Regions from separate parts of the Homo sapiens genome. Here regions 1, 3, 4 and 5 are each linked to region 2. Evidence: chromatin loops called from intact Hi-C (ENCODE). Cell type or tissue: Calu3. All regions are shown on one strand. Region 1 has its middle 16 kb from the start of ANXA10. Region 2 overlaps SPOCK3 (SPARC (osteonectin), cwcv and kazal like domains proteoglycan 3). Region 3 has its middle 290 kb from the start of TLL1. Region 4 holds the start of SPOCK3 (SPARC (osteonectin), cwcv and kazal like domains proteoglycan 3). Region 5 has its middle 56 kb from the start of SPOCK3.

Evidence for each region. Hi-C counts contacts between places; a loop is a spot of excess contacts. Peaks named below come from ENCODE experiments on the same cell type or tissue, not always from the same donor. Only the 100,000 strongest peaks of a DNase experiment are listed, where the experiment ranks them.
Region 1: it touches region 2 in a loop (9-fold over the local background); 50 of 110 quality-filtered maps call a loop at or near these places.
Region 3: it touches region 2 in a loop (5-fold over the local background); 16 of 110 quality-filtered maps call a loop at or near these places.
Region 4: a loop joins it to region 2, with 3 times the contacts of the local background. A loop is called at or near these places in 13 of 110 quality-filtered maps.
Region 5: it touches region 2 in a loop (11-fold over the local background); 63 of 110 quality-filtered maps call a loop at or near these places.

What each region holds. Positions count from the first base shown.
Region 1 is chr4:168,074,143-168,079,142 of GRCh38, reverse strand. No RefSeq gene overlaps it. Among named protein-coding and RNA genes, the nearest start is that of ANXA10, 16 kb to the left of the region's middle. In Calu3, a CTCF peak has its summit at 1,914 (motif pointing right); a DNase peak (open chromatin) is centred at 1,942.
Region 2 is chr4:167,019,673-167,024,672 of GRCh38, reverse strand. All of the region lies in intron 3 of SPOCK3 (SPARC (osteonectin), cwcv and kazal like domains proteoglycan 3), which reads left to right. Among named protein-coding and RNA genes, the nearest start is that of SPOCK3, 210 kb to the left of the region's middle. In Calu3, no CTCF peak of the experiment used is centred here; a DNase peak (open chromatin) is centred at 2,922.
Region 3 is chr4:166,164,036-166,169,035 of GRCh38, reverse strand. No RefSeq gene overlaps it. Among named protein-coding and RNA genes, the nearest start is that of TLL1, 290 kb to the right of the region's middle. RefSeq lists an enhancer at 2,905-3,199. In Calu3, a CTCF peak has its summit at 2,974 (motif pointing left); no DNase peak of the experiment used is centred here.
Region 4 is chr4:167,231,726-167,236,725 of GRCh38, reverse strand. It overlaps SPOCK3 (SPARC (osteonectin), cwcv and kazal like domains proteoglycan 3), which reads left to right and starts at 2,232. Exons shown (of 11, transcript NM_001040159.2): 1 at 2,232-2,276; 2 at 2,553-2,741. The coding sequence starts at 2,553. In Calu3, no CTCF peak of the experiment used is centred here; a DNase peak (open chromatin) is centred at 2,235.
Region 5 is chr4:167,288,234-167,293,233 of GRCh38, reverse strand. No RefSeq gene overlaps it. Among named protein-coding and RNA genes, the nearest start is that of SPOCK3, 56 kb to the right of the region's middle. In Calu3, no CTCF peak of the experiment used is centred here; no DNase peak of the experiment used is centred here.

The DNA.
Region 1 (5,000 bases), 1.1 Mb before region 2:
GACATATTCTGATGTTCTAAAGTCCATTTAAGATTCATTCTAGTTGGAAATTTGCACTGACCCTTTCCAATTTGTAGCAATAGAAGTCATGAATAAAAATAATTAAATTTTAATTATTTTTAAAATTATATGTCCTAATCCTTGTAGAAGAAATTTAATTAAAAGTCAAAGAAAAAGTAACTTACTATAAACATTTTCATCACTTTGAAAATTAAATTCTAGCATATTAGTCATGTGCATTAATTTGAAACAAATTTCACATCCTTGGAATAATAATTTTCATATATCCACACAGAGATTAGTAGTCAGAGGATCATTATCACTAAAGAAAAAATAAGATGCTGCTAAATTGGTCTCATCTGAATATTTTAATAGGTAATATTACAATTAAAAGCAAAGTATATTAAAATAGTAACAAGTGTTTCTGAATCATATTTACCTTTTGACTTATAAATACTTTTGTTTTGAAATAAACTACATATTGTACATCTTATTTATCATCAACATGATTAACCTGTAGTAGGGAAAACTCAATTCTTACGGAACAAATGTGGCAATAAGTAGAGATTTAAACCTGATTGTTCTTTTGTTGGAATCACTAAATAAAGTTTGTATTATAATATGAGAATATTTTGTTTTCAATGTATACATATAATAGTCTTATCCATTGAAATAAAAAATAGGTTTTTATGGAAATACAGGATTTCATAAGTAATTTAAATGTATTATAATTTATCTATACAGTGTGTATTGTCATTTACCATGAAAGATTATACATAAATTACTGTGATGAAGCTATTTTTCCATTGACATAAAATAAGATTTTAAAGCAATGAATGTGCCAGTTCTGTTCTAAGCACTTTAAATGGTTTAATTCATTCCTTGAAACAACCCTACAAAGTAGGCATTGTTATTATTTCATAATACAGATGGAGATTCCATAGATTGAAAATCAGACTTCGATAATTGAAAGGACTCACAAGACTTCAAAGAGCATCCTTGTATAAGGCTTTCAGTAAAGGTGAAGAACACAGTTGAGTAGGAGAAAGGGTTGAGGCAAATATTAGGGACCTGCTTATCAAAGTCCTTCTTATATGCACAGAACGTGCTTCATCTCCAGTTCGGGCTTCCGTTTGTGCAGTGAGCCTTGTTTTGGGAAAACTTCTTAAAAGCATTCTGGTGGAATCTTTTATGTCCTGTAGTTATGTAGCTAAGCCAAGGTGAGTAATCAGTAATAGGAGTTACCTGTGTTATTTTGGGAGGTATTTGGGGTTTACTTTGTGAGTGATGCACTTTGATGCCCACCTCCAATTCCATATCAAATTTCAGATTACGGGGTTCCTTTATTTTCCCATTATCTCAGGCTATATGCCAACTCTATTGGTTTTTACCAAAGAATTGGCAAGAGTCATTTTTGTTATTATCCAGTTCCTCTGGTGCCAGAAGAAACATGACTCATTTCTGCCTATTAAGCAGATTTATCTTTTTACCTCTTCACCTAAAGTAAGGTCACTAACACTTCAACAATGGGGTTGCTTTCTAGACTGAATTTTTATTGTGTTGGTCTTCCACCCTTGGGAACCATCTAAACTTCAGTTACTTGTTTGACACCCTTTGGCACCCTTGGAAACTTGTCATAGGGACAAGTTATGTCCTTACACAATTCCACAGGGAGACTTAATGTACATGTTCATTTGATGAGGAAATTATTTCCTTCATTTGCTTCCATGTAGGAATGATGGTATGACATAACCCACAACCATAGGTATCTCATATCTCAAAATAAATTTATATCCTATTGTAATAAAAACGATTTCAATTAAAGCCCCTATTACAATAACAAGCCAATGATAGTTTTCAAGCGATGCTTACCTTGAAGTTGAAATAGGCTACTTTCTAGTCCCAAATACCAGCAATGACCACTGGGTGTCAGTCAAGGGCTTTTGCCAAGTGCTTCAGTCAGCATGGCTGCTTTGACTGGACATTTCCAAAATCATTGGAACATGGAGGTAATGAAGTTACCATGTGCTTAGTAAGGTCACAAAGACCTGATTGTGCTAAGTTTCTTTGAAACTGTAAAAAAAATAAAAGAAGTGCTGTTGCTCAAATTCAGGTTATTTTTTTCTTGGTAATTTTGTGAATAGCAGTTGATAACATTTCTCAGATGTTGTATGTGAATTCTCTAGAAACCAAAGAACCTAATCAAACTTTATATTGCTTGCTTTGATTTTGGAGTTCACAGAGAAAATCATTTATTTTTTGTTTTATGAGGGATGCCCTAGTCTCCTCTGTTCAAGAGATATCAAGGAATTTCACCATTTTTCTGAGATATGTATTGTATGATAGTTAATCAGCCATCTTCTGGAATCATATGATTAACAAGCGTTTATAATGCAATTTTAGCTTAGCGTTGAGATTGATACATAAACAATATATCATTACTATCACAAATAGCAGCACTCTCCAATTGATTCAAATCTGTTTCATCTCATCAGGTACAGCAATAAGCAGGAGAATTTAAATATCTTTGCGAGAGCATGGTAAATGTGTATTTTTCCATCCATCTCACACGAATGCAAATTGGCTTTAAATTTCTTCATAAGTAGAAATGGAAAAGAAAGCATTAGTCAATTTGGTCACAGAATAATAGTGTCCCTTAGTTTGTTGTTCCGCTTGAATAGTTAATACGATACTGTGCACTACTCATGGCATGAGGGTTATTATTTATTATTTCTGTACTCTATAGTGAATCTCTGGGTTTCATCATTTCTTCCACAGGCTGTTAAACAAGGAAATTGTGGCTATTAATATACCTACATCTAAAACATTTTTAATTGAAAACAAAATTTCTTTATGTGCCTCAGGTATCCAAACCTAGTCTATTCTAATTGCTTTAAATTGGCCACTTGAATGGGCTTAGATAATTTTGAAATTTCCCATCTACTATGCTCCAGTAAAAAAGGATTAAAAACAGATTTGCAAGACAACCTTTTTCCTAATAACCTGGGTAAGATAAGAGTCCTGCATTCAGACATTAGATCCATTCTAACCACACATTCTGGCAGAGTGAGGCAACAACCTTACATAACTTTTGTTAATAAATGCCTATATTTTAGCCATACTTTTGTCTGCTGTTCCTTGGAGTTGCTCACCGTATCTCCCTAACTCAATTCTATTGCCTGTTAACTTTTCCTTAACGGGCTTTGTATGATGTTATATTGGACACCGGTGTCCAGAAAGCCAACTAAATTTCCTTCACCACCCTCGGGCCATTTTACTCACACCCATGGAAACAGCCTTGGATCCCTGGCTGGGGTGTTGAGTCAGGGGGCTCTGGCCCTCCTGTCATCCAGAGTCAGAATCTTCTCTTTTTCCCCATACAATTTTCATGGGCATTGACACTCAGGGGATTATGAATTTCTTTTGTACAATAATCAGATTCTTAAAAATTTATTGAGACTAAAATAAATTGAGCAAAACTGTCACAATTCCTTTATAGGTTGAAAAATTGATGGAGCAGCCAGACCACCTAATCTTTACATAGCAATTCATGACAATTTTAGTGTTTATAACATCTGTCTTTTCCTTATTAATGTTATTTTTAATCAACCTTCTGAACACTAGTATTCAGTTTAAATTTTCTCAGGACTTTTTTTTACCCCTTTTATCCATATTTCCTTTTCTTTTTATTAACCCTAATCATTTTTCCATCATTAACCCTTATTTGCAGTACTTGGACAAGGAGTCCTTCCATAGTTTCACTCATCCCATCTTATCTCCGCAATAATGAAGTCAAATAAGGAGTCCAAGCAGTTGTAGCTTCTTATAGCATCTATCATATCTTGACCAAACCTGTAGAGTTAGGAAATTTTTTAGAATTACTGCAACTAATAAAAGTTACTTATGTTCTCAACAATTCAGCAGCCTCAGAAATATTCCATTTAAAACCTAAGGGTGAATTTGGGGAATTTTCCTTTTCAAGATTTATGTTATTTACCTTTGATTTTATACAGCTTAATGGATTTGGAGTTTACTCCTTCTATCCATGTTTCCACAAAAGCTACAATAAGTGAGGGTGCTGAGTAAGCACTAACATGCCTGTTCATTTGACAGTATCCAATAGAGTTCTCTGACTTCTCATGCACAACACTGATTTCAGTAGAGGTTCAGAAGTGAGTTGGCGATCAACTCCCAAGTGGCTTAACCGTTTAACTAACTACCCTTGCATTTCTGCGGTCTTTGAATTCGCACCCCCATGTGACCTGTGTAAATGTGTTGTGATGCTCGTCTCTGCTGAGGGGATATTTTGGTTGAAACAGCTATCTTCCCCACTGCCTTTGGGCATTACAGTCAGGATCACATGCTGTACATCTGTGGTCATGGAAGCCATCGACTGCTTTCCTATTATTATCATTTTCTCTAGAAAAAAGCAGGGTATTCTTGGTTGGCTTCTCCTTTTGAAATTTCTTTTTTGTAATCCATTTAGCTCCCTAATTTCCAAGCCAGGAATTTTCCTCTCCAGCATCCACTGACAGGAATTTCTTCTCAGCAACGGTTGCAATATTTGTGATACTCCACATCAGAGATGGGCAGAAAGTCATCCTGCAACAGTAGTTCCTGGCTTCCCCACCCTTTCTCATTCTTTTATTTCCACTTTTATTTTTTGAGACCTGGTCTTTCTCTGTCACCCAGGCTAAAGTACAGTAGCGTGATCTTGGCCCACTGCCGTCCCTGCCTCCTGGGCTCAAGCAATCCTCCCTTTTGGGCCTCCTGAATAGCTGAGACTACAGGCACATGCCACTATACCTTGCTAATTTTTGTGCTTTTATTAGAGATGGGTTTTCACCATGCAGCCCACACTGGTCTTGAACTCCTGGGCTCAAGCAGTCTGCCCACCTCAGCCTCCGAGAATGCTGGTATTATAAGCATGAGCCACCATGCCTGGCCCCTTTCTCATTCTTAATTCTCCCAAACAGAAACTTCATCATTACTTAAAATTA
Region 2 (5,000 bases):
TTATTCTCATGTCTTTGGGACTGCATAATGTCTTATTTGAGGGGTTACTGACACATATCCTAATGTATTTGTTCAAATTGAAATTGAAGAATATTTTAGTTGATATAGTTTGTTTACATCTTGCCCACTGATTATTTCAGGGTTGATTTCTAGAAATATAATTGTAGGGTTAAAATTAACTCTCAGGGCATCTCTTACATAATCTAATAGAATTTATTAGAAGAAATTTATAAACCAGTTAACGTGTAAGAAATTTATACATTTAATTGTGACCCTTTTATACTATTTGAGCTCCTGATCTTACCTATAAGTAAAAAATAAATTTGAAAATAATTCTGACTATTGGAATTAATAATAATATGATATTTCTAAACTCATTTTTAATTTTTTTAGCAAATCTGTCATTTTCAGCTGGAAAACGTCAGGGAAAAGACTGTACAAATCAGTAATTAAAGAGAGTTGAGTAGAAGTTGTGCGCAAAAGTGTGAACAGGTTAAGGGATCCAAGAAAGGATGGTGAAGCACCCAGGATCTAGCAACAGAGAAAATTGTCACCACTCCTAGGACTGACAGGATGCAGGGAACCCAGGCAATTCCTCCAGGCAAATTGTAACCACGGGAGAGAGATTCACCGTTAATAGCATCTGCATAGGTGAGGCATGCAGACATGGAGTAGCAGGGAGAGAAAAGGGAGAAATATACATTTTGACTTCTTTCTGCCTCTGCCCACCAATAACTTTGTAGAGGGCAAGGAGGTCAAGATGATAAATTTTAAAGAGGTCAGACTTACAGCGTAGAGCAGGATAGAAAACAGTCTGGCTTTGCATTAGGGGGATATTCAGCAGGGTTTACTTTCTTTTCTCCCCAGCATGTGTAATCTTGTCCTTTCTCTAGCCCATTTCTCCACGTGGGAAACATACAAAGTCCCAGTAGTCTCACCATATCGCTGTAAGGGAGTTTCAGTTTTGTCATATCTTTACAGAACCATGCCTGGAGCATTACAAACCACCAGTGCTCTTTAAGTACAGAAGCAGAGAAAAAGGGGGAAAAATAACTCATCAAAGAACTACGGCTGTTAAAGTCACCACTGGTGTCATGAAAGCTAAGTTAGTAATTAACTGTAGCTTCCTACACTGGCATCCATCCCATACCTCCACCCCCTTACTCTTTGCCAACAACTTTTTGCTTGTTGAATTTTTCTTTTCTTTTTTTTTTAACCTAGTGTGATGATCCAAGTCTTAATTCCCATATGATTGATATAATTATAGTATCTTTATTTGGTGGTTGCAATATCCAATAAACCAGTACTATTAGACATTTGAGTACTAGAATGCACCCAGGTGAATCCTCTGGCTACCAGACACAGTACCCATGGCTATCAATAAGTCTTTTTTTCTGAGTTCATAAAAGTTAGTCCAGGGAGATGCATTTTGGATTCCAAGATGCAAAATGGTCCCCCTGAAGAATTGTGCCATATCGGGACCTCAGCAATGACCTCTGCTCTTGGCAGTTTTGGCAAACATCTGTATCCAGATAAGCCTTGTGAGGGGAAGACCATTAGCTCGCATTGACTAAGTGAAAAACCATTTAGCCAAAAAAAAAATTCCTGTGCATAGTCTCTATACATGTCACCACAATCATTGTGTACATGAATTTCTTGAGCAAAAACTGGGAAGACTGGAGGAAAGACCTTGGGGACTAGAAAAAGAGCTGACTGTTATAAAAGATTTAAGAGCTCTCTCTGAGTGGCATTTATGTGGAACAAAAAAATCTGCTTCCTCTGAGTGTATTCCTGGAGGATCATCTACATATCTCTCTCACTGACTTCTTGTCCCAATCATTTAGTCTTGTTCTTCCCATGTCCATAACCAGCTGGCCAGCATATCAACCCTGGCCATGACTCAGGGTCTATTTGTAATTTAAGTCATGTTGCCTCCCACATACAGCACATTATGGGATATGCTGCCCTAAACTCTAATAGGATTTACCTTTATCACTATGTTTCAGGGTTACCTCTGAAGAGGTTCATAATGCAATGGAATTCATTTCTGACCTATCCATAAACTTGGGCTGTACTTTCAATTGTATCTTTTTCACCATCTGAGGCCCTACCTGTGGGTTGAGGGAAAAGTGGTACAACAGTATGGCTCAGCACCATGGGCATCTGAGTCACTCACTCAGTGTATTTGTCTTCTCCAGAACTTCTTGGCCTTGATCTTATATATACACATTTTATTTAATGATGGTATGTTCCTACACATTAGAAATCACCCAGTTTATAATGGGCAAATTGGGCTGCCTGGTTTCTTGGTTTACTCCGGTCAGGCTTTGGGGACAAGCTGGATAATATTTTTCAGTTGCAGAACAGTTGATGGCAAAAGAGGAATGTGTCTCATGTGAATATCCTAGAGATTTATATTATATTCTCCTACTGGGTCTTGGATCATAAGGCTCGCATAGCCTGGCTGCTTGCTTCTCAATCTGGATCTGGTGCAGGTCTTTTGTTTGCTCCACGCCCAACCTAGACACACAGTTTTATGAGTTATTCAGTACTAGATGGGAACAGCACATCCAAATGACGTTCGGGTATCACACTGTGCTCCAAACTAACAGAGTTCCTAGAAACTTTACCAACGTGACACATCCCAGAACTTTTGCAGGGTTTATCTTCTATTCTCTCACAAGTAAAAGAATTACTAAGTTATAGAGGTAGTATTAGGGTACTGCAATTATTATTGTTATTATATAAGCTTAATACCCACCGAAGGAGAATTGGGGTCCAAAAACCTTTAGTTAAAATGTACATTTTCTATTACTGAGAGATTAAAAAACAATCTGGACATGTCTGTGTGTCTGGTTGTTTGAGAACTCCGTGGGTTCATTTGTGCCATCCGAAATTATCTTGATTTGGATTGCTGTTTGGCGCCACCTGGTGGTGGCCGTTTGACCTTTTTTTTGTATAGATATGGGTCGTTCTGGCTCCTGTGCAACCTACTAGGACAGTGGCTGTAATTCTAGGAATTTCCTCAAGTTAGTTGGTGCCAGTTTTATCAATCTGATCTGGGGAAATCGACCGGAGAGAGGGGTAGGGATGTGGGAACTCTCTTGATCCCTGTCATTCCCCTGTTTAGCCTTCCTTGCCTAAGTTACCACAGTCCCCAGATAAGAACTTTTGACACCCACTTTTGAGAACTTGACTGGGAAGAAATAAGAGCCAGTCACACATCACTGTTTATATATCTCCAGTGAGAGGACTGATGGGTGGGCTATCACAAGATTTTAATAGATCTATTTTACCTTACAATTTTTTTACTTCAGGACTAACTCGCAAGAAATGACAACAATAAAGAAAATCATCCAAATTTCTGAAGTGTATAAGATTTATAAAATTTACAAATTATATAAGATGACTTAAATAGACATTTAATGAGCCACTTTGTGTTAATATTTTCTATGTTTTTGCTATAGTAAATAGTAAATATCTTTGGAAGAAACATTTGATTTTTAAAAGTCTGAGCATTTTATTTTAAGATTAAGTTTTTTCAAGGTCCAGTATTCTTATAATTTTTATTCAATGAGTGACACAGCATAATAATATTTTATCAATCGGTTTCAATAGGTAACCCAACTTAACAAGTGCTTCTTCAATTTCATTCTCAGGAAAAGTCAGTACTTTAATGAATCTAACAGTATATTTCCAATTAGAATTTGGAATTCACTTTTTCCACCTTTTAGTTCTGGCCCTAAGAAACTGATGCATCTTAACTTACTCCACCCATCTTCTTCAACTTTATCCCAACAATTTTGAAACATGCTGTTTTGATTGTTGTTTTGCTTGTATTAGTGGTTATTAGAGGTGAGCTTCTTTTTTTTGTAATGGGAAGTAAGGATATGGTTATTTCATGGAAAAAATGATGCTTCTTTCATGTGTCTTTGTGTTGCTAAAACAAAATACCACAGGCTTGGCAATTTATAAAGAACACATACATATTTCTCACAGATCTAGAGGCTGGGAAATACAAGATCAAGGCACTGGCATCTGGTAAGGGTCCTCTTGCTCTGCCCCCATATGGCAGAAGGTGGAAGAACACAAGGGACGTATGAACACTGTTCTCACATGGCAGAAGAGTGAGAGTGAACTCACACCCAAAAGCCCTTTACATAAGAGCCTTAGTTCATTCATGAGGGCAGCACCCCCATGACTTAATAACTGCTCCAAAGACTCCATCTTTTAATATGCCAAAATGCAGATTAAGTTTCAACATGAATTTTTAAGGGCATGCATTCAATCTATAAGCAATAGAGAAACTTTGAAGACATGTTACCCTCTTTGGAAACTGCAAATGCTATTCTAGAAATTTCCCCTAGAGGCCAAATAGGCACTTCATCTGCCTTAAAAGTTATATGGCTATTTTACAAAATGTTTTATTACTGAATGCATGGGTTTCCATATTTCCAAACTGCTGTATCTATTTTCATACTACCTCCTACCTGACCAGTAAGACAATGCACACATTTTAGATTTCTTTTATGTAGGCACTCCACTGCAAGATAGCAATATCTGCCTCCATGAGATTGGTTAGGCTACAGTAACAAAAGGTCCCAAAGTTATCTCATTTCAATTAAAGTTTCACTTCTGTAACATCCAATAGTATTTCCAAGTTCAGGGGGGCTTGTGCTCCAGTCACTCATAGCAACCCATGCCAATGCAGCTTTTCCCTCTTCAGTACCTGACCTTCCAGTGCCTTGGAGAGCACCATCTCAGCTGAAGTGGAAATATATCACAGAGGATGGTGAAGGAGAGATAATTATGGGATGAGTCTAAAATTGGTACACATTGCTTTTATTTATGTTCTATCAATTAGAATTCAGTCACACGGTTATAATTCTTTAGAAAAGAAGGTCGGAAAATGAAATGTTCAGGAGAAGAAAAAGTGATATTTGGAGAATGCTCAGTAGTCCCTAACACACATTTTAATTTTTGGTAAATAAATACCTTTA
Region 3 (5,000 bases), 860 kb after region 2:
GTTGTAAATTCACGTTTTAAACAAAATGAAGTCAGCAACCTTCAAAGAACCAGTAGAAGGAGGCATAAAGAACAGTCATCTTTTTCTACCTCAAAACTTCTGGTTTACCTCAAACTCATTCTTTTCCCTTTGCCTGTTGAACAGGGATGTCTCTTTCAAAAGAACAAGGTTGCAAAACTTTGGAATGACAATTGGTATTTTCTGTACCATCTCTCTCCGGCCTCAATCAGCCCCTTTTACACCATAATCTCATATCACTGAAGAAAATTAAGTGGAGACATAAAATCTAGCGCTAGAAAAGATCTCAGAGAATAGTTGGACCTGGGTATTCCATTAAAAATACATCCCACGGCCTGACAGGTGACATAAATGGCTGTTGCTGTGTAACTGTGGAAGTAGAGTTCGTGCTCCTTCTGGAGGTCCACTCATTGTCTAGGTGACCACCTGGCTCACTGAATACAAGTTTAATAGTGTTACATATTCAGATGTTAAAATTCAAACCATAAATCTACAGTCGTATACAAGTTATTTCAATTTCAAGTGTTTTAAACAATTTCATTCCAATAACAGCAATGACAACACCATTGTCTAATGAAAGGTCTAGTGGAAACACATATGGAGAAATATCACTGTCCTCAGGATTGCCAACTTGTGAACTCTAGTCTGCATCCTTACAGTTATCTTACAGTTGAGGAAACCGACATCCGAAGAGGCAAAGAGATATTCTAAATCCAAAAAGCAAGTTAGAAGGAGAGCTAAAATATGAATCTCAGTATTACCCGCTGTTTTAGTGTCTGTTTTTTTTATACCTTATGGTATCACCTCTTTCATGCTGCAGCAAAGCAGTAGATATATGACACATAAGTAAAGAACTAGAAAAAAATGTTCATTGCTTACAATCACTTAATAGTTGAGAGAACAGGCTCTAGAGCCAAAATGATTTAATATATATGCCAGTTGCACCAGCTTCTACTAGTTCCTGTGAACGTAAACTCTCTATTACCCAGTTTTCTTCTCTCCAAAGAAGGAAAAATACTGTCCTTCTCTTTGGGTTGCTGTAAAAATTAAATTATTTAATAATATATGTAAAGTGTTTATAAAACCACTTGGCATATATTACTCTTAATAAATGTTTACTGTCATTATCATCTCCATCATCATCATCATCGTAGATTCCATGGCCTCAATCCTGCTATGTTCTCAAACTGACCTTTTGCAATCTCATTTCAGTCTACAACATTTATGTTACCAGGGCCTCCTCAAATACAGCAAGTTTACTTCTACTTCAGTGTTCTTATACTTGCTGATCCTTGCCTTGTAATTCCTTATTCGCTGCCTCACTTAGTTCAGATCTAGGCTCAATTGGTGTCTCAGGCCGGGTGTGGTGGCTAATGCTTGTAATCCTAGCACTTTGGGAGGCCGAGGCGGGTGGATCGCTTGAGACCAGGAGATCGGAACCAGCCTGGACAACATGGTGAAACTCCGTCTCTACTAAAAATACAAAAATTGGCTGGGCGTGATGGTCGGTTCCTGTAATCCCAGCTACTCCGGAGGCTGAGGCAGGAGAATTGCTTGAACCCAGGAGGCAGAACCCGCAGTGAGCCGAGATCGCGCCATTGCACTCCAGCCTGGCAACAAGAGTGAAACTCCCTCTCAAAAAATAATAAGAAGAAATAAATGTCACCCTCACATGTATGTCTTCCAGGACTACTCTTGTGAAACTAATTATACTATGTGATGTCCCAATTATACTATTTGATGTCCCATAATTCTGCATTGTTTTACTTTTCTTTTCTTTGTTTTTTAGACAGAGTCTCACTCTGTCACCCAGGCTGGAGTGCAGTGGCACGATCTCGGCTCATTGCAAGCTCTGGGTTCACACCATTCTCCTGTCTCAGCCTCCCGAGTAGCTGGGACTACAGGCGCGTGCCACCACGCCTGGCTAATTTTTTGTATTTTTAGTAAAGACGGGGTTTCGCCATGTTAGCCAGGATGATCTCGATCTCCTGACCTCGTGATCCACTCGCCTCGGCCTCCCAAAGTGTTGGGATTACAGGCGTGAGCCACCAAGCCCGGCTCTGCATTGTTCTTCTTAATGGAACTTAACATTTGTGAAATTATATAATATATTTACTTGTATCATTTTTTGTCAGTCTCTGCCTGCTACCTTTAAATGTAATTTCCATGAAGATGATAATATAGTTTTTGTTCAGTAGCCCCAAGGTGTAGAACACCATATAGCATAGAGCATAGAGTAGGTATTCAATAACTATTTGCTGAATGAAATAAAGACTGACTGAATGAATGGGTGCCAAATGAAACTTTCTGAAAGAAGCAAGTGGACGGTAAAAACCCTGAGTAACATGTAGCCCCTAAAGAAGATTTTATATGCTAATATAAATATCTGAGTTTGCCAACTGACAATGACCGTGTGGCTTTAGATACAAAGGTGTTTGGAGGATTTTGTCTCAAGATATTCTGTTGTTGATTTTTTTTCCTGGCAAAAACAAAATGCTTAAATATTGCTTTCTAACAACCTTTTTAAAGATGCATAATTCAAATGAGACAATATAAACAAATTATATATAGTTTTGAAAATATTTGATAGTTTGCCTTCTTGAATGCTATTACTTGTATTATATCTTCTGCTATTCATCCATCAAGATCTCAGAGATGTTTGCAATTTAGCTATATCCAAAAGTGATTAGTGGCAGCTGCATTTTATAAAACCATTATTATTAAAAAGGCCTTGACAAATATAATTTTTTTTCTATTATTTTGATTCTACCTTTAATTTTTTCATAAAAATACTGCTCTTTGCAGAAGAGAAATGATAATGTTTCCTTAAAACAACGTGAACCATATCATAGAAAGCCAGAGAGTATATGGTTCCGACTATTTCAGTAAAAGACTCTGAGCTGAACAATTTTCTGTGTGTACAACGTTGCTGAAAGACCGAGCAGGCTATGACATCATTCACTAAGGGCATTGGTTTGGAAGAAAAAGAGCAATACTGACATCTAGCGTTCATGAGTTATAAGACAGGGAGGGTGTTTTACTTTAAAAACATGCATTCTAACGAAGAGCATGTATCACATTGAGGGAATAGGCAGAGACCCCCTTGTAGACAAGTAAAATAATCAGCGCCAATTCATGACACAACCTCTGAATCATCTAACAAAGTGTTTATATTCTTGAAAAACACAAGAGTTTGAAACAACTGTTTACTGCTGACAAAAAAGCAACTAGATGTCCATAGTCAGTTTATGTGGGCTCAGACTTTTGCACCCACCAAGTGAAGACAACTAGTACTGGGACAATAGAAAGAGAAGCTAAGAACATGGTAGAGATTGTGACATAAGCATTCATTTTAAATCCCTGGAGTGGTAGGCATCCGTGAGATGCCAACTGCTGAAGCTACTGAAGTTAAAATAGTACAACATGTGTTCTCATTGTTCGACTCCCACTTATGAGTGAGAACATGTGGCGTTTGGTTTTCTGTTCCTGTGTTAGTTTGCTGAGAATGATGGCTTCCAGATTCATGCAGGTACCTGCAAAGGACATGAACTCATTCTTTTTTATGTCTGCATAGTATTCCATGGTGTACATGTGCCACATTTTCTTATCCAGTCTATCGTCGATGGGCATTTGGGTTGGTTCCATGTCTTTGCTATTGTGAATAGCGCTGCAGTAAACATACAGAACACATGGACGCAGGGAGGGGAACATCACACACTTGGGCCTGTCGGGTGTTGGGGGCAAGGGGAGAGAGAGCATTAGGACAAATACCTAATACCTATAGGGCTAAAAACCTAGATGACAGGTTGATAGGCGCAGCAAACCACCATGGCACATGTATACCTATGTAACAAGCCTGCGTGTTCTGCACATGTATCCCAAACCTAAAGTAAAATAAAAAAAATAGTACAACAGCCCACAAATGCCAACTCTGAGGACTCATCTACTCACTTCAGCTAGCTGCAAACTCTATTCCCTCAAAGGATCAAATAATTCCACTGCCTTAAAAATAATACTTGCTATGGAAAAGACCTTAAGTGGAAATTTACCCTGCCTTCTAGGCATTATTCCACAGCAGCGCTTTCCTGCATACTCCAGAACTCTTCAATAGGCATTTGAATAACTTCGTCTGCTGTCACTATTCAGGAAAGGCATCAGAAAGAAGCTACTGGCCAGGTTATCGTTTAAATGAGGCCATGAGGAAGCATAGTCTGGATATACAGGGATTTCCATTTCACCCATTTTAAATTTTCCTAGAGACATCTACAGAAAATTAGTATGATTCAAGAACAACGTGTCTACATTTATTTTCTCTGGCTCTGGTTTTATTGAGGTATATACCTGCACTGGATATCATTAAGTGTGCCAGAGGGAAACTCGAGAACCAGAACTCTCCTTTCCTGCCCCCAAAACAGTCCTAAATCCCCATGTTTAGCTCTACTACCTTGGAAAGTTATACAGTCAAGTTTCCACCCTAACTGAGGCAGCTAGAAACAAAATGACAAATGAGAACTATGTACTGAAATCAAATACATACATGAAGTTGCTCTGTAGTAGGGAAAGTTGTATATGTTTTCTTAATCATTGTATTTTATTTACTTCTTCATAATGAACACAGGTAATTCTCAGATCTCACAGACGTTTCTCTTTTTTGAGTTTAGATGTGTCTTCCATGGTTACAATCTGATAATTAAACAGAATAACTATTATATTCTGAATCAGATTACATTTGGAAGGTGATCACCAATTGCTCACAAAAGTTCTATTAAAGAATTCCTCCTGTTTGGCGAGGCACAGAGGGCTCTGAATCAAAAGAACCACCTAACGATAGTCCTTGATGTATAGTGTGTCTCTACAAATATTACCTAATACATTTGCTCCATTTTTTAAAAACAAATATCTGGCACAAATATTGTTGTGAACAGATGCTAATAGTCATTATTTCAGAGACCTTCCCTTGTTATTAAAATATAAACAAACAC
Region 4 (5,000 bases), 210 kb before region 2:
TGTTTTCAACAAATTTCACAACTTGGAGACGTCCCTGTGGAGCTGCAGTATGGGAAGCTGCCAGTGAAAGCTAGATGTGAAAACATGCTCTGAACATTGGAGAGTCAGCCACAAAATAGACGTATTTGGGGGGGAAATGCTGTATAAACATAAATATATGTGCTTCCATAAATCTAAAGGTGACCATGTTGGCCTTAGATGGTGCCAGTTATTGAGCTAAAATGTATAGCAGATGCTGAAGGGGATGAGTGTTAGAGCATTATTCCTCATCAAGTATTTTGTAGCTAATAACAACTATCTTTTTAAAAGGTAAGTTACAAAGGTTAGAAGGTCATTTTTACTTTTAGAATTACTGACTTCTGCCAAGTATCAGTTTCTTGTAAGAAACAATTTCTGTGCTTTCCCTATTAGACTTAAATTTAGAAATAATGAGGTTTTAAAACATGATGAGATATTCTTATTAATAATAAAGTATTTCTTCAAATTTTGAGGAAGAGAGCTAAGGATGAGAGTGTGGGAGGTCAAAGGACCAGGGGTCAGGAAAAGGTGATAGTGGAGAATGGACCACCTACTATTGTCTTAATAAATTTACTAAACAAGAATTTAAATATGTAAACTACATGGTAATAACCCTCTGTGAACAGGCAAAAATAAATATCTTTGAAGAATTAGCACACATCTATATTCTTAAAGTTTTCTGACATTTGTTCGTGTCAATCAGGGCTCCCATGAATTGCAGTAGTATGTTCCGTGTTTTTCTCCACTAATTGCATTCATCACTGTAGAAATGGGGGGAATTGAGAAAAACATCTTTTTCTGAGTTAAAAATAGTAATAGAAATTTCTTTCCTATATAAATATTACACTTATATTTCCTACCATACATATTATACATTTATTTTGAAATATTACATTAAAAAAGGAAATTAACATTAAACATTGAGTTTGGTCGTTTTGTTAATATAGATTGCAAAATGTTAGACGAGATTGATATGGAAAATGTGTACTGCTGCTATTCGAATAGCTTCTGAAGTTTTGGAGGCTACAAGAAATGTTCAAAGGTCGTAGCTTTGGGAGATGTAGTTTTGGCTGAAATCTCTAATAATTCAAATAGAGATTCATAATGTTATTGCAGTCTATTGGCTTGCAGACATTTCTTGATTTATGTGTAATATTCACTTCACCTAAATTCTCTAAATATGAGAGATTCTCTGTATCAGATTTTCTCTACAAGGGGCTAATTACTGATTTCCTTCCAGTTTATTTAGAATATGTAGAAACGACATGGAAAGCCAAATATTTTGTCATAAATGGAAGTTTGGAATACAAAATTGGTGTTCGGGCTTCAAAACTGTCTTATTTTGCAGGAGGGAGACAGTAGGCTTTTAAAGTTTCCGATTCAGGTTCTACGTTCTAAAATAAAGCTGCCAGGGAGTTTTTATAAAGGGAAAAATGCAGCTACAGTATGTAGGAGATATAGGTGTTCTCAAACGCCCTACCTCGTTATGCTTCTGTCTCTCAAAACAAAACACACACACACACACACACACACACACACACACACAAAGGAAAAGAAAAAAAGAAACTGCAACCTTTAACATGAAAGTTTGCTGTCGGTAGTAATCCAGAAGCTCACAGCAAACTTTAAATTTTCTGAAATTAAACAGATCTCCCAAGACCTTGTGGATAGATGGCCTTTCTTTAGGGAGGAGCTGAGTTCAGGAGCTTTACAGGGTAGGAAGTCCAGGTATTCTTATTTATTAATGCATAAAGTTTTCCTCAGATCTTGTTTCTCACGTCTGCCTGACAACCCTGGAAATTGTGGAGCAGAGGCAACTGCGAGAGATAGTACACTTTGTGTTAAATCCAGGAGCAGAGAATGAGCAGGCTGTCTCGCGAACATGAGAACCTCTTCTGGAGGGGAGAGGTTACAAAGCAGATAAGGATTCCTAGGCTAGGAGCTACCTCGTCCTCTGGCTCCAGCCAAGCGTCCTATCCGGAGCCAACTGTAGCTGGGATCCAGCGAGAGGAAGGTGGGATAGGAGGAGGTGGAAGAGGAAAAAAACGGAGGTCGGGGAGGGAGGGGGAACGGAGGGGAGTAAGCTGGAGATCCGCGCGCGAAGGGAGGGTGGAGATGGGGGGAGCGCGCCGGGCGCAGGGAGCTGAGTGGACGGCTCGAGACGGCGGCGCGTGCAGCAGCTCCAGAAAGCAGCGAGTTGGCAGAGCAGGGCTGCATTTCCAGCAGGAGCTGCGAGCACAGTGCTGGCTCACAACAAGGTGATGTGCCAGGAAGCGGTTTTGTGCCCGCTCGGGCTGCTGCGGCTGGGGCTTGCTTCCTTATACCCACCTCTCCTCCTCTGGGTCTGCGTGTGTGTGAGTGCCCGGCTTTTGGGGGTAAAGCCTGCGGGGAGGGGACACGCTTGCCTCTGCTTGTCTCCTCCTCCCTCTACCCTCGTCGTTGCTAATGCATGTTTTCCAGGGTCGCTCCTGGCTTCGTACCCCTTATTTGACACTGACATGCCCCCCCACCCCCCGTTGTGTCTCCTCTCCCAGATGCTCAAGGTGTCAGCCGTACTGTGTGTGTGTGCAGCCGCTTGGTGCAGTCAGTCTCTCGCAGCTGCCGCGGCGGTGGCTGCAGCCGGGGGGCGGTCGGACGGCGGTAATTTTCTGGATGATAAACAATGGCTCACCACAATCTCTCAGTATGACAAGGAAGTCGGACAGTGGAACAAATTCCGAGACGTAAGTTCCGCGCACCCACATCCCCGGGCACACGCGCGCGCTGCTCCGAGGCGGGGGCCGCGGCCGCCGGATGTGGGTGGGGAGTGGGCTCCGTTTTCTGAGGAGAGGGGTTTAGGGAAACGCGGCGGCGCAGGGCTGCTGGAGAAGTTCACAGTTCCGCTGCCCCCTCCCAGCTGGTTCAAGGGCTTGTTTCTTGGATGCACAGGAGTTCAGGTCTCACCAGGTTCACACTCTTCCTCCCCCACCCTGCTCTCCCCTGTGCCCCCTCCCGGCCCACAAAGGTTACAAAGTGCTGGCTCTAACCTCTCAACTTTTGAATGGTGTTTCTGGCACTGGTAAACACAGCAGATGTGCCTTTGCGATGTATCGCTACTAAAGTAACTAGGATCGATCCTGTCACTAATGGTCCATTAAGGAATTTGAGGGAGGAGGTAGGAAGATGTAAGATTTATAAATGCCCGCTCTCCAAGGGTGGGAGGATGTTTGGCGGCACCAGTAAGGACTCGTTGAACGCTCCCGCTTACATAAAATTGTCGATCAGATTTGTGCTTCGACATGACTTTAATCTAGAACATCTTTGCAATGCATTTGATTATATTTTATTCCAAAATGAATCACTGCCTTGAACTCTGCGGGAAGAGGTTGCGAGGGCGGGAGGATTGCAGGTGACAGCGATAAAAGAGTTAAACCATAGACTCCCCTGGGGAGTTTTCAAAAGGGTTATTAAGAGGGAGCCAGGTTTCCACACTTGAAGCTAGTGGCCATGGCTTGCCAGTCATTTTTATTTTCCTCACCTGATCTGAATGGAGCCCAGTAAGAGCTGCTCACGTACAGAGCACGATACAACTGGAAGCCTTGAATTTGGTTGTCCCAGTGAGGAGGCCGCCCTGTTGGCTGAATACCGCCCCTAGCCCACCCTTTAAAACGCGGAAGGCCTGAACTGGAGCGAGAGTGGTTCCTAGACACATTGCCAATCCTTACCGTGACATTTGAGAGAATTTCTCGTGGAGTCCATCTGCAGTGCACTACGTGGAGATGAGTTAACTTCTTTCATCAGCTCCGACTCAGTCACCATTTAGGAAAATAAAAGGGAGCCTAGGCTAGCTTTCATCCTGCCTCCTCTAACCCATTCTCTCAGCCTCTCCATGAAGTAGCTGACAAGCCAAATCTAGCAGAGGGATTCCTGAAGAAACACAAATTTTTACTTTAAAATTAGGTTTAGCCATTTGATTGAGAATATTTAATGGAGAACCTTGCCTACATACTTCATGAACAAAGCTTAAGCATCATTTTATTGCTAAATAAATGCCCTTATAAAAGCATACCCGTTGCATATTTGTTTTAAGTTTACACCAATATTGAGTACAAGCAAAAAGGATAGCGAGTGAGATATTCCTAAACCTAAAGAAAATTTGTTTATCATGCCCTCATTTGGCAAAATCAAAAACAAAAACGAAAATTGAACACTTCATCAGTATTTGAACAGTGTTTGACATTATGACATTTCATTATTTAATGGCTGCTTTAAAATCTTCTAGAAATGAATTTTTGAAAGACCTCCCAACAATGGGATATATTTAGTAGGTAATACTGGTTGCATGCTGTTTTCTATTTGTTTTGGGTTTTTTTTTTTTTTAATAAAATCAACTACACAAGATTCCTCGCTGGGAGAATTGTAAGAGTATTACTATCTTCAATGAGAGCAGAGATAAAAGCTTTCTTCTCTAAAATGTATTTTAAATTTTGAATAACTTAGTATTCTCTTATTTTATTCAAATTACTTTATTAAATTATTGAGGGACTTGGACAGTTTGTGAATGTGTTTGACTTAAACTATTGAGACAAGCTGAGTTGCCTACTATAGAGCTAAATATGCTAGAATTTATGGAGTCAATTTCTATAGAGATGGAGATTTTATTGCTATATCATTCTCAGTTATTCTAGGATCTCAAGGAAAAAGTCCATCAAAATTGTACATAAATTTTAAAAAGGATTTACTGATACATTTTATGCAAATATCTGTTTTGAAGTATATGCAACACCTAAAAATAAATATTGATTTATTTGAAAAACTTTCATCAGGTTTTAGTATTACCATTTTAGTAAGACAGTTATGTTTTTGCAAAGATGACTTCTGGAGGGAATGGAGCGGATAAATGCCATCATTTTTTACCCTTGAACCACCTGTTGCTTATTATTAACATGATGAAAGGTATGCTGACAGTGTGGTTTCTCAAATAATAATTCAGAATGCATAAT
Region 5 (5,000 bases), 270 kb before region 2:
TTATCGTGGTTGTATTTATGATGTCTAAATTGCATGCTTTGAGATTGAATGAATGACATTAGTATTTCATAGATATGTTACTGGTCATTTTGATAGCATGCCCTGTGAAATAACAAAAATGTGGCTTATTCATTAGAGATTTGCAAGTAAATTCTACAATTTCATTTTTAATGATTGAGTATAGGGACTAGGTGGGTTTGTCTTATTTTGTTTTATGCTAGAAAACTAAAAATAGGAATAATTAATGGCTAATTTAAAAATATATTAAAATTTTCTCTAACACTTAGAAGGTACTCAAAGTCACCCCTTGGTCTATGATTTCCAATGTTGTCTTGCATTCTGTTCCAAACTCTCAGAAACTTTGATCATTAAAAATACACAACAAAAACAAAGTATTCTATTTCCTTACATGTAATCAGATACCTAGTTTTTAAATCTATTTTTATCTCCCTGCCTTCTCTCCCTCCATGTTTCTCTACTTAAGGTAAAGCTGGTTTGTAGACTTTTCTCTGCCAGGGAGAGAAACAAGAAAACAAGTTTAAATATGCCCCATATTGAGCACTGGAATTTGTAAAATAATTTTGTGTAAAGATAAAGGAATATTTTACTGATGAGAATCTTCAGGGGAATCTGCGTAGCATTTTTCAAAATGTAGTCTACAAACACCTGTGGGATAATCACCTGGGTATATTATTTAAATGTAGATTTCTGGACCCCATCCCGAATATCTGAAGGTCAGGGTGGGAGACTGGGATGGAGTACTGAGAGAGTGATAAACCTTGGATTCTACATATTCATTAATAATTTTCCTTTACACAGTTTTTTAAGAAAAATATCTGTTGTAGGATATTTTACACATTGGTAGAAATGTTTTTAAGTAAAAAAGGAATGGTAATATTTGTAAGCCAAGTTCTTCCTATCACAAACTTCCACTGTCAGCCTGATTTCAAATGAAGAATTATGCAAAGGAGCATACAAAATCTAGCAAGGTAAGGCCTTATAGGTTATTAAAATCTAAAATTCTAAGTCTACCTATTTGGACCAGAAAATTCTTTGTTATTGGGAACTATTCTGTGCATTCTAGGATGGTTAGCAACATTTATGGCCTCTACTCAGTAGATGCCAGGAACACGTCCACCTTATTGTGACAATCAAAAATGTCTTCAGAGAATGCCAAATGTCCCAGGGAGTAAAACTGCTCCACCTCTGTTGAGAAACTCAGGTCTAGGGAAATGTTCACAGGAAACGGATTTCTTTTTCTTGTACTTTCATCTACAAGTTCTATTTTTTGATGACTGTGAAATTTGAATAATCTGAAAAATATCTAACATTCATATAGTTGTTTATATTTTCAACTTTTATTACAAGTAGCCTAAAAAAGTTGGTCTACTTTTGACAAATTGGCTTTAACTGGAAAAGCTAATATTCTTTTTTGCCTCCCCGATCTATCAATCACCCTTTTATTCTACCAAACCATTATTTTGTCCTTCAATATTATTTTTTGGCTAACTAAATTGAGAGATTTTTTTTTCATGGTTAGAAATGGAGAGTCAAAAGTTATTTCAAACTAAGCTATTCTATTACATATAAATATTTTTTGTCCTTCCAGAGAAGTATGATACTCTGCAACCTTAATTAGCTACATTGCTAATAAATTATTGACTGAGTGTAAACAGTGGTAAAATTAGCCTAGTAATTTTATATTAAATCCCCAGTCTTCCATTAACTTAATTTCATAATTTCTCATTGGTACCACATTCAGTTAATGGTATATCGAATGTTCTCCAGTGTTTCAGATATGCATGAGCCAAAGCTCCCAAAGTCATGACACTCCCAGTCTCAATATGAGCTTTGCTGTTTCTTGGATCTACACAACTGCCTGCTGGTATCCCTGGGAGTTCCATTGAGGACTCAGAGGAACATATGGCCCTATGTATTGTGTCCTAGGTTCATAATGAAGAATAAGCACAAAACATGTCAGAATTATGCTGCACTGTCAGGAAAATTCCAATCAATGTAAGCTCAGCAGCTTTATTCTCTAGAAACAGTGTTCTGTCTCTAGAGAGCCACCTACGTGGGCATAAAAATGGAAAACAGCAGCAGTATATGCATTCTGTGAGCTGGCGTCCTAGAATGTTTAGTGGTTTTCTTAAAACTGCTTTCTGATAAATCTCCATGAAATAAATTTTTTCTACTTCCAGTAAAATAAATTTAAACTTAAAATAGTTTCATGTGCAAAAATAAAGTGTTGGTTGTATTTTAAGGATGAGAGGAGCCTTTTTTTCTTAATTAAAAATTTTTCCCCAGGATTAGTAGACCTCACTGTTGTATAAGTATTCAGAAATCACAAGGGGGCACTCTTTTACTAAATACACCAGGAAAAATGGTAAGATTTCAGTGTGTGACTTTTTTTAAGTGTTTTTTTTTTTCATAACAGTAGTTCTATTGATATATACAAAATACTATTTTTAATGATAAATTTAGAATATTCCTCACATGTTACTGTGTCCATAAAAAAAAATCTCAATTCACTAACAATTGCAGCACAAAGGTTAAATAATTGAACTCCCTTTAAAATTGTACTACAAAAATAATTTTCTCTTGAGAATGAGAAAATATTTCCATTGAGAATAAAAGTTTTAGAATGTATGGAAATGACATTTTTTTCTGCTTATACTTAGAAATATATTAATGAGTTTTCCATTTGCAATGTTTGTTTGGTCAGCTAGTAAACATTTAACATTCCATGAATTTTACATGATTTAAACATTTTAGCAGGAATGCATAATATATTTTACTTTAAAATGAAATTGTATTGTTCTCTTTATATGGTGCAAATGTTATCTGGAGTGTTTCAGAGATGGTAATGATATTTGAGGATGAACCAGATAGAGTTTTTACCGTTATGACAACATTAGGACTAGAAATATGAGGTAGTAGGAGTAGTAATAAACTAAGTGTTTCACATGAGTATAAAGCCAACATTATGCTAAGTCATAAGATAATCTATTCCTCTTATTAATAATCATAAATAAAAATGAAAAATAGATAATAACTCTTACAATTTTAATTTTAACACGTTTTATGTGAAGAGGCTAAGAGTATTCCAAGATGAACAATAAATGACAAATTTATTGATGTGGTATTACCATTTTAATTTAGGATGATTTCATTAGATTTCAATTGTTTCAAATGAATGATTTAAATGAAAGTTAAGCCAATCAATGAAAGAATTATGAATAATAAATATAATCATGTTTCCAAGGAAGCTACCTATAATATCTAGAGAAGAGCTTAGAGTAGTTAAAAAGTTCTAGGAGAAGTAAAAAGAATCCTTAGTAGTTAGAAAAGGTAGGTGGGGCAAGATGGCTGACAAGAAGGAGCGGCGATCAGAGGCTTCCATCAAAAAGAACCATAATAGCATGTGAATCTTGCCCCAACAACCAAGCTATCCAGGTTTTCTCATCAGAACTGACTAGGCGGCTGGTATGATCCATGGAAAGGAAGGAAGAGCAATGTGGTGCCATGGCCCACCTGAGAGTCACAGAGGGCAGAAGAGCTCCCACCCCCCAGTCAAGGGAGGCACCTTCTTGAGTGACATCTACAGGCGTGGGAGCAAATCAGATGAATAGGGCCTGAAGAGAAAACCCAGCAAACCACAGCAGCTCTACAGAAAAGGGACCTAACCATTGAAAGATAAACAAACATACAGAAAGCAACAACAGCATCAACAACAACAAAAAGAAAAAGTCCCCACAAAAGCCCCATCCAAGGGTCAGCAGCCTCAAAGATCAAAACTAGACAAAGTCATGAAGATGAGAAAGAATCAACAAAAAACATGCTGAAAACCCAAAAGGCCAGAATGCCTCTTCTCCTCCAAATGATAGCAATGACCCTCCAGCAAGGGCACAGAACTGGACAGAGGATGAGATGGACGAATTGACAGAAGTAGGCTTCAGAAGATAGGTAATAAAAAACTCTGCTGAGCTAAAGGAGCATGTTCTAACCCAATGCAAAGAAGCTAAGAACTTTGATAAAAGGTTAGAGCTGCTAACTGGAATAACCAGTTTAGAGAGGAACATAAATGACCTGATGCAGCTGAAAAACACAGCACGAGAACTCTGTGAAGCTTACACAAGTATCTGTAGCTGAATCAACCAAGCGAAAGAAAGGCCATAAGTGTATGCAGACTACCTTGCTGAAATAAGATCCGAAGACAATATTAAAGAAAACATAATGAAAAGGAATGAACAAAGCCTTCAAGAAATATGGATCTATGTAAAAAGACCGAACCTAAGATTGATTGGAGTACCTGAAGGAGACGAGGAGAACAGAAACAAGCTGGAAAGCACACTTCAGAATGCTATCCAGGAGAACTTCCCCAACCTAGCAAGACAGGGGAACATGCAAATTGAAGAAATACAGAGAACATCACTAAGATGCTCCACAAGAAGATCAACCCCAAGACACATATTCATCAAATTCTCCAAGGTTGAAGTGAAGGAAAAAATGCTAAGGGCAGCCAGAGAGAAAAGCCAGGTCACCTACAAAGGGAAGCCCATCAGAGTAACAGCAGACTTCTCAGCAGAAACCCTACAAGCCAGAAGAGATTAGGGGGCCAATATTCAATATTCTTAAAGAAAAGAATTTTCAACTCAGAATTTCATATCCAGCCAAACTAAGCTTCATAAGCAAAGGAGAAATAAAATCCTTTCCAGAGAAGCAAATGCTGAGGGATTTCATCACCACCAGGCCTGCCTTGCAAGAGCTCCTAAAGGAAGCACTAAATATGGAAAGGAAAAACCGGTACCAGCCACTGCAAAAACACACCAAAATATAAAGACCAATGACACTATGAAGAAACTGCGTCAACTATGCACAAAATAACGAGATGGCATCATGATGACAGGATCAGATTCACACATAACAGTATTAATCTTAAATGTAAATGGGCTAAATGTCCCAATGAAAAGACACAGACTGGCAAATTGGATAAAAAG